Regions from separate parts of the Homo sapiens genome. Here region 2 is linked to region 1. The links are chromatin loops, found by intact Hi-C in ENCODE. Cell type or tissue: endothelial cell of umbilical vein. All regions are shown on one strand. Each heading gives the region's core, and the rest is flanking DNA. Links, peaks and the distances in the headings are about the cores only. Region 1 overlaps NEURL1 (neuralized E3 ubiquitin protein ligase 1). Region 2 overlaps PDCD11 (programmed cell death 11).

The links. Peaks named below come from ENCODE experiments on the same cell type or tissue, not always from the same donor. Only the 100,000 strongest peaks of a DNase experiment are listed, where the experiment ranks them.
Region 2: it touches region 1 in a loop (7-fold over the local background); 6 of 110 quality-filtered maps call a loop at or near these places.

Annotation. Positions count from the first base shown.
Region 1 is chr10:103,541,588-103,544,495 of GRCh38, forward strand. All of the region lies in intron 1 of NEURL1 (neuralized E3 ubiquitin protein ligase 1), which reads left to right. Among named protein-coding and RNA genes, the nearest start is that of NEURL1-AS1, 26 kb to the left of the region's middle. In endothelial cell of umbilical vein, for the core only: a CTCF peak has its summit at 1,317 (motif pointing left); a DNase peak (open chromatin) is centred at 1,324.
Region 2 is chr10:103,415,388-103,418,295 of GRCh38, forward strand. It overlaps PDCD11 (programmed cell death 11), which reads left to right. Exons shown (of 36, transcript NM_014976.2): 13 at 1,104-1,355; 14 at 2,405-2,545. Among named protein-coding and RNA genes, the nearest start is that of PDCD11, 20 kb to the left of the region's middle. In endothelial cell of umbilical vein, for the core only: a CTCF peak has its summit at 1,660 (motif pointing right); a DNase peak (open chromatin) is centred at 1,654.

The DNA.
Region 1 (2,908 bases), core at 174-2,673:
GGAGCAAACATGGGGATGGACTTCAGAGCTCCACAGCTGGGGCCATCAGTCAAGCGTCCACCCTGCAGTGGAAGATCCAGAGGCCCATTTTCCTGGATGACATGGGGATGACTGGGGTGAGGGACATGAGAAGGTGACTGCTGTTGTCTCAGGCCTATCTATTGCAATAACAAATGCTGGCCTGCACTGACTTAAGCAGTAAGGAGCTGTACTATGCAGAAAACCGGATGTCCCAAGGTGGGTGGCTTTCAGGGTTGGCTGAGTCAAGGCTGTAGGATGAAGTACTTCCCATCTCTCTACTCTGCCATCCTTGGGTTGGTTTCCTTCTAGACCAGTAGTGACATGGCCATGGTGGTCCCAGGAATTGCAGCAGGACACAGTGATATCTGGAGAAAGGAGAACGACCCCTATGTTCTGTGGAGCAAGGATCCCTTTCTCAGAGGGGTTCCAGCACATTTCCCACTGCTGGGAAATCTATGCCTCATTGGCCAGAAGTGGGTCACCTGGCCATTCTTGACCATGTCACTGAGAAGGGGAATGAAACCATTGTGATTGGCTTATTGCCAGGGTATGGCACGCTGGCTGTATGTGAGAATTGCTTGGGGAGCTGGGCCCCACACTTCAGATTTCTCTATGAATTGGTCTAGCGTGGATACTGGGCATCAGTAATTGTTTTTGTTTTTGGTTTTTTTGAGACAGAGTCTCTCTCTTGCCCAGGCTGGAGTACAGTGGCGTGATCTCTGCTCACTTCAGCTTTGACCTCCTGAGCTAAAGCGACCCTCTCATCTCAGCCTTCCAAGTAACTGAGACTACAGACACACACCACCATGCCCAGCTAATTTTTATTTATTTTTTTGTAGGGACAGGGTCTTGCTATGTTACCCAGGCTGGTCTCAAACTCCTGGGCTCTAGTGATCCTCCTGCGTCAGCCTCCCAAAGTGCTAGGATTACAGGTGTGAGCCACCACACTTGGCTCTACCAGTAATTTTATTACCTCCTAGGTGATGCTGATGTGCAACCAGGGCTGAGAACTGCTGTTGTCTTGGGGTGGTGTAGATGTTGGGCATCAGCCACCATGTCCATTACAGTCACTTACTAGTTTTTTGTGGCTTAGACAAGTCACTTACCCTCTTTCAGCTTTGGTTTTCTCATCTGTAAAATGGGGTCTGGCAATAGTTACCTCCTGTGCTTCCTGGGAAGACTGAAACAGTTCGTGAGTGCTCGTAGGCTTTGCAAACTGTAAGTCACTGACACCCGGGGGCTGGCTGCTTATCATTCTTATTCAATTTGGAGGGAAAGCACAGCTCCCTCTGCTGCCAAGAACAGCCAGGGCAGAGATTTCTCTTGAGCACAGCTTCCTGTCATTAAAACAAAAAAACGAAAGAGAAGGGAAAACGACAGACTGGGAAGCCACAGGCAATTGCAGTGGGCTTTTTTCTTCTTGGAAGGCGTGGGTTTGAAGGCGCTGCTATAAATGGTTTATGCAAATGAGCTGGAGGCGCTCTGTCCCCTGCCGCTTTAATCCGGGAGAAGCTGGGAGGGAGCCAGGCACAAGGTTTTCCGCCCCTCCTCCCTGTAGTCCTGCAGTGGGGTGGCTGGGGGCAGGCAGATGCTCTTCTGCTGCCTCCAGGGAAGATGGTCAGATAAGGCTCTGCACTCTGGCTCCCCCATGTTCCAGGACACACCTGGCTGCGTGGCTTCTTGGCTCTTTCTGCTCGAGTGAGCACAGGCTAGTGCTGCCAATAGTACTGCAGGAACAAGGAGGGCCCCCACTGGTGCTGCGAGGTCACGGCCAGGCAATCTGTCACCTTTGGGTCTCACTGGGTCCACAGGGACCTGGGGCACTGGAGAGGAGCAGAAGGGGGAAGAGTAAAGAGCCCGCACCATCGGCTCCAGGCTTTCATCTTCCCTCCCTCCTCCTCCTCTTCCTCTTTTCTTCCTTTCTTCATGAAATCTACTTTGAGCATTATGGAGTGACCACCTTGTCAGATGCTAAGGATCTAGAGATAAAAAGATACCTTTCTACCTTCAGGGTGCTCCCAGTATGGGAAGGGCCTCCTGCCATGGCTGCAGGGCTGGGGCTGCACAGAGGACTGGCTGGACAGCCTTGGAGAGGGATAGTCTGGTCTATTCCATCCCAGGGCATTGGGATGATCTCAGAGGAAAGGCTCTTCTGAGCTGGGGGCTGAAGGTGAGGTGGGAGTGTTTGTGGGACCAGTGCCAGGGAGGGGCACTCCAAGGAGAGGGACAGTGTTCAAAAAGCAACAGACAAGTGATGTGCCATGTTCTAGAACACAACTGGCTCGTGTGCATGGAGCATAGGTACATGGGGTGGGGTAGGGGGGGTCATGGAAGGTGAGGCCAGACACATGGGCTGGGGTCAGTTCACAGAGGACCTTGAATAATCCCCAAAGTGGGGGTCGAGTTTATCCTGATGCTCGGGAGCCACAGGAGGTAGAGGGCTGAGTCGGGCAGAGATGCCCGCCTGGCAGCCCTGCAGAGGGGGACGGAGGCTGGAATGATTGTCCAGAGCAGGATGATGCTGGGGGCCTGAACCATGGGCAGAGCCAGGGGAGGGAAGGAGGGGATGGATTTGAGAAGGACACGGTGACCTCTTGGATGGGGAATCTGGGCTGACACCAGATTTCCGGCCTGGATAACAGAACTCAAGGGATAAACTGGGCCCTGGAACCTTGGGGGTGCCCATGTTGGGTGGGGCCAGGAGGAGGACTGAGAAGCAGTCACTTCCAGTGAAGAATGTGCCGCTGGCCCATCCTGGGTTTCCCACCAGACCCTGGTGGAAGGGGGAATGGGAGAAGGAGCTGCTTCTTCAGACAGTTTAGAAATTCTTGATTGCCTCCCCCCAAATGATCCCCATCCCACATTCCTGATTCAGGGAACTCCTGGT
Region 2 (2,908 bases), core at 141-2,640, 130 kb before region 1:
GGTGCAGGTTGTGTGCTGTGGTCACACCTGAGAAAGGGGAGGTGAGGGTGGGCTGGAGCAGCCAGAATTGTTGACGTTATCAGTAGCGACTGCCACGAACAGGACTGCCACGAACAGGTATTCCGTGCCAGTTTCTATGCTAGGCATGTGACAAGCATTATTTCATTTAATCCTTGAAACAACCCTAACAATTAAGCACTATTATCTTCATTTTGCGGGTGGGGAAATTAAAGCTTCGGAAAGCCAACCGTCTTGCCCAGAGTCACACAGCTAATACATGGCAGAACAATTCAGCTCTGTATGACAATAATGTTTTCTAGATTTCTGGCAGAGGTGGAACTTGAAAGGATAGGTAGGATTTGGAAGGTTGGGGAGAGCAAAGGTTGTGTTCTAGGCACAGAAATAGCCCTGGCAAAGCTGCCAAAACATGGGTGATTTATGACAAAGGCTCGAATCCGAAGGAAAGCTTCATAGGGTTGTGAAGATCCAACATGATGATGCACACAAGAGTGCTCCACGGGCAGGCACTCAGCATGTTAGATTTTCCGGTATTCAGTTTATCTCATCGTTATTGACTCAGCAGAGGTAATGATTGCCCATTGGTGCAAAATTTTACAGTAGTGGGATCAAGGGTTAAAAATACTTTTTCTGTCTTTAAGGAGATGACCTTCTGAAGGGGTGAAAGACAGTTGCATCTCCATCTTATTTCATAGCTAATAAACGGCAGTACTAAGGTGGTAAATTGGTTCATCATTGGTTCTGTTAGACTAGATGCAAAGCCCACTAGGAAGGAGCCAAGATGGTGTAGAAGTTAGTGTAACCAAGACTCCATAGAGGTGATGTAAGATAATTAATGTTGCTTCATGGTCAGGAGAGGGTAGTTTGCAGCAATTTATGGGAGGAATTACATTTGAAATAGTGATTTGTATGCTCCAGATTGTCATACAGCAGGAAGAATCTGCCACTGAGATGATTAGAGGAAAAGCTATAGCAGGTTCTTGGGGAATGGCCCCGTGGCTTTTGGGTTTAAGAGGTTGCAGAGACCAGCTCAGTGGCTCTCATGATAACAGATAACTTGATGACAGCCTGTGTCCCTCCCCTAGGTTTTGCTTTGTGACCCTGAAGCCAAGAAGCTGATGATGACCCTGAAAAAAACCCTGATTGAGTCCAAACTACCTGTCATTACCTGCTATGCCGATGCCAAGCCTGGTCTGCAGACACATGGCTTCATCATCAGGGTCAAGGACTATGGCTGCATTGTGAAGTTCTACAACAATGTGCAGGGACTGGTGCCCAAGCATGAGCTCAGTACTGAGTATATCCCTGACCCGGAGAGAGTTTTTTACACTGGCCAGGTAACCCTTCCCCTAGACAGGTCCCCTTTACCCTTGGTGACCCCACAAACACAAATATGAAGGAGCAGTAAGTAGTGGGGCTGCCTTTAGGAGGCTGAGGAAGAGAGCACATGGGGCAGTGGGTGTGAGCCGGCTAAATGGAGGAGACGGGGAACAGAACAGAGAGAAAGCCTCAGCGGGGTTCAGCAGAAGCTGGCAAGCTGATGGATCTCAGGCACGCATGGAAGAGGTCAGTCTTTACTTGTAATAAACCTGTGCCTCTCATATCGGAAATTGTTTTGAGGTCACTGTCACCACATGGGGGCAGTGCTGTAAAACTAGTAAGTCTTGGTATCACTAGGAAAAGCATTTTTTTATTCCTTTAAACGACTTTAAACAGATAGATAATAATTGTACATATTTATGGGGTACAATATGATATTTCTTTTTTCTTTTCCTTTTTTTTTTTGAGACAGAGTTTCCTCTGTCACCCAGGCTGGAGTGCAATGGCGTGATCTCAGCTCACTGCAACCTCCACCTCCCAGGCTCAAGTGATTCTCGTGCTTCAGCCACCCAAGTAGCTGGGACTACAGGCATGTGCCGGCATACCCGGCTAATTTTTGTATTTTTAGTAGAGATGGGATTTTGCCATGTTGGCCAGGCTGGTCTCGAACTCCCTGGCTTCAAGTGATCAGCCTGCCTTGGCCTTTCAAAGTGCTGGAATTACAGGCCTGAGCCACTAAGCCTGGCCACCATGTGATATTTCAATACATGCTTACAATGTGTAACGATCAAACCAGGGTAATTAGCATCTCCATCACCTCAAAAAGAAAAATAATTTTTAAGACTTGGATTGTACAAAAAAAGTTACTTATGTCTTCCATTTATCCCAAAGGCTGCCCTGGGGGATTGTGTAGCTCTCAGTGCATTTCTTCTTTTCACTGCCTCCTGATCTGATCCAAAGGCTCGGTAGATCTCCCAAGTCCTCTGCAGCAGTAGTGGAGGGCACGTTGCAGGGCCTGCAAGGCTTGCTGGGAGGAGTTGGCCAAGCCTGTGTGGTTTCTTGCCAGGTGGTGAAGGTTGTCGTATTGAACTGTGAGCCATCCAAAGAGAGGATGCTCTTATCCTTCAAGCTGTCGAGTGATCCAGAGCCAAAGAAAGAGCCTGCAGGACACAGTCAGAAGAAAGGAAAAGCCATTAACATTGGGCAGGTACGTGGACTTCTCTGGACAAGCTATTTTATGTTACAGTGGCAGAGAGCAGGGAACCACTAACACATGGCATATTGGAACCCACGAAGCGGAAAGATAGAGGTAGCTAGATAAGATTTTGGGGCTAGAGGGGTTCATACGCATTCCTTCCTGTGTGTCAGAACAAATGGAAGCTGTCCCTGAAAGTCCTGTTACAGTGAGGCTTTTCAGCAGTGGGCTGCTGACCTCTTTCCTCTCGGGTCCCTAGGGCCAGCCTGCAGTTCTGGCTTTCCTGGGGCTCCGTGGAGGGACTTGAGAGAGGAGTGCGATGGGTCCACCCATGAGTCCTGGTGAATGTGCACGTACATGCATGCTGGGTGGTTG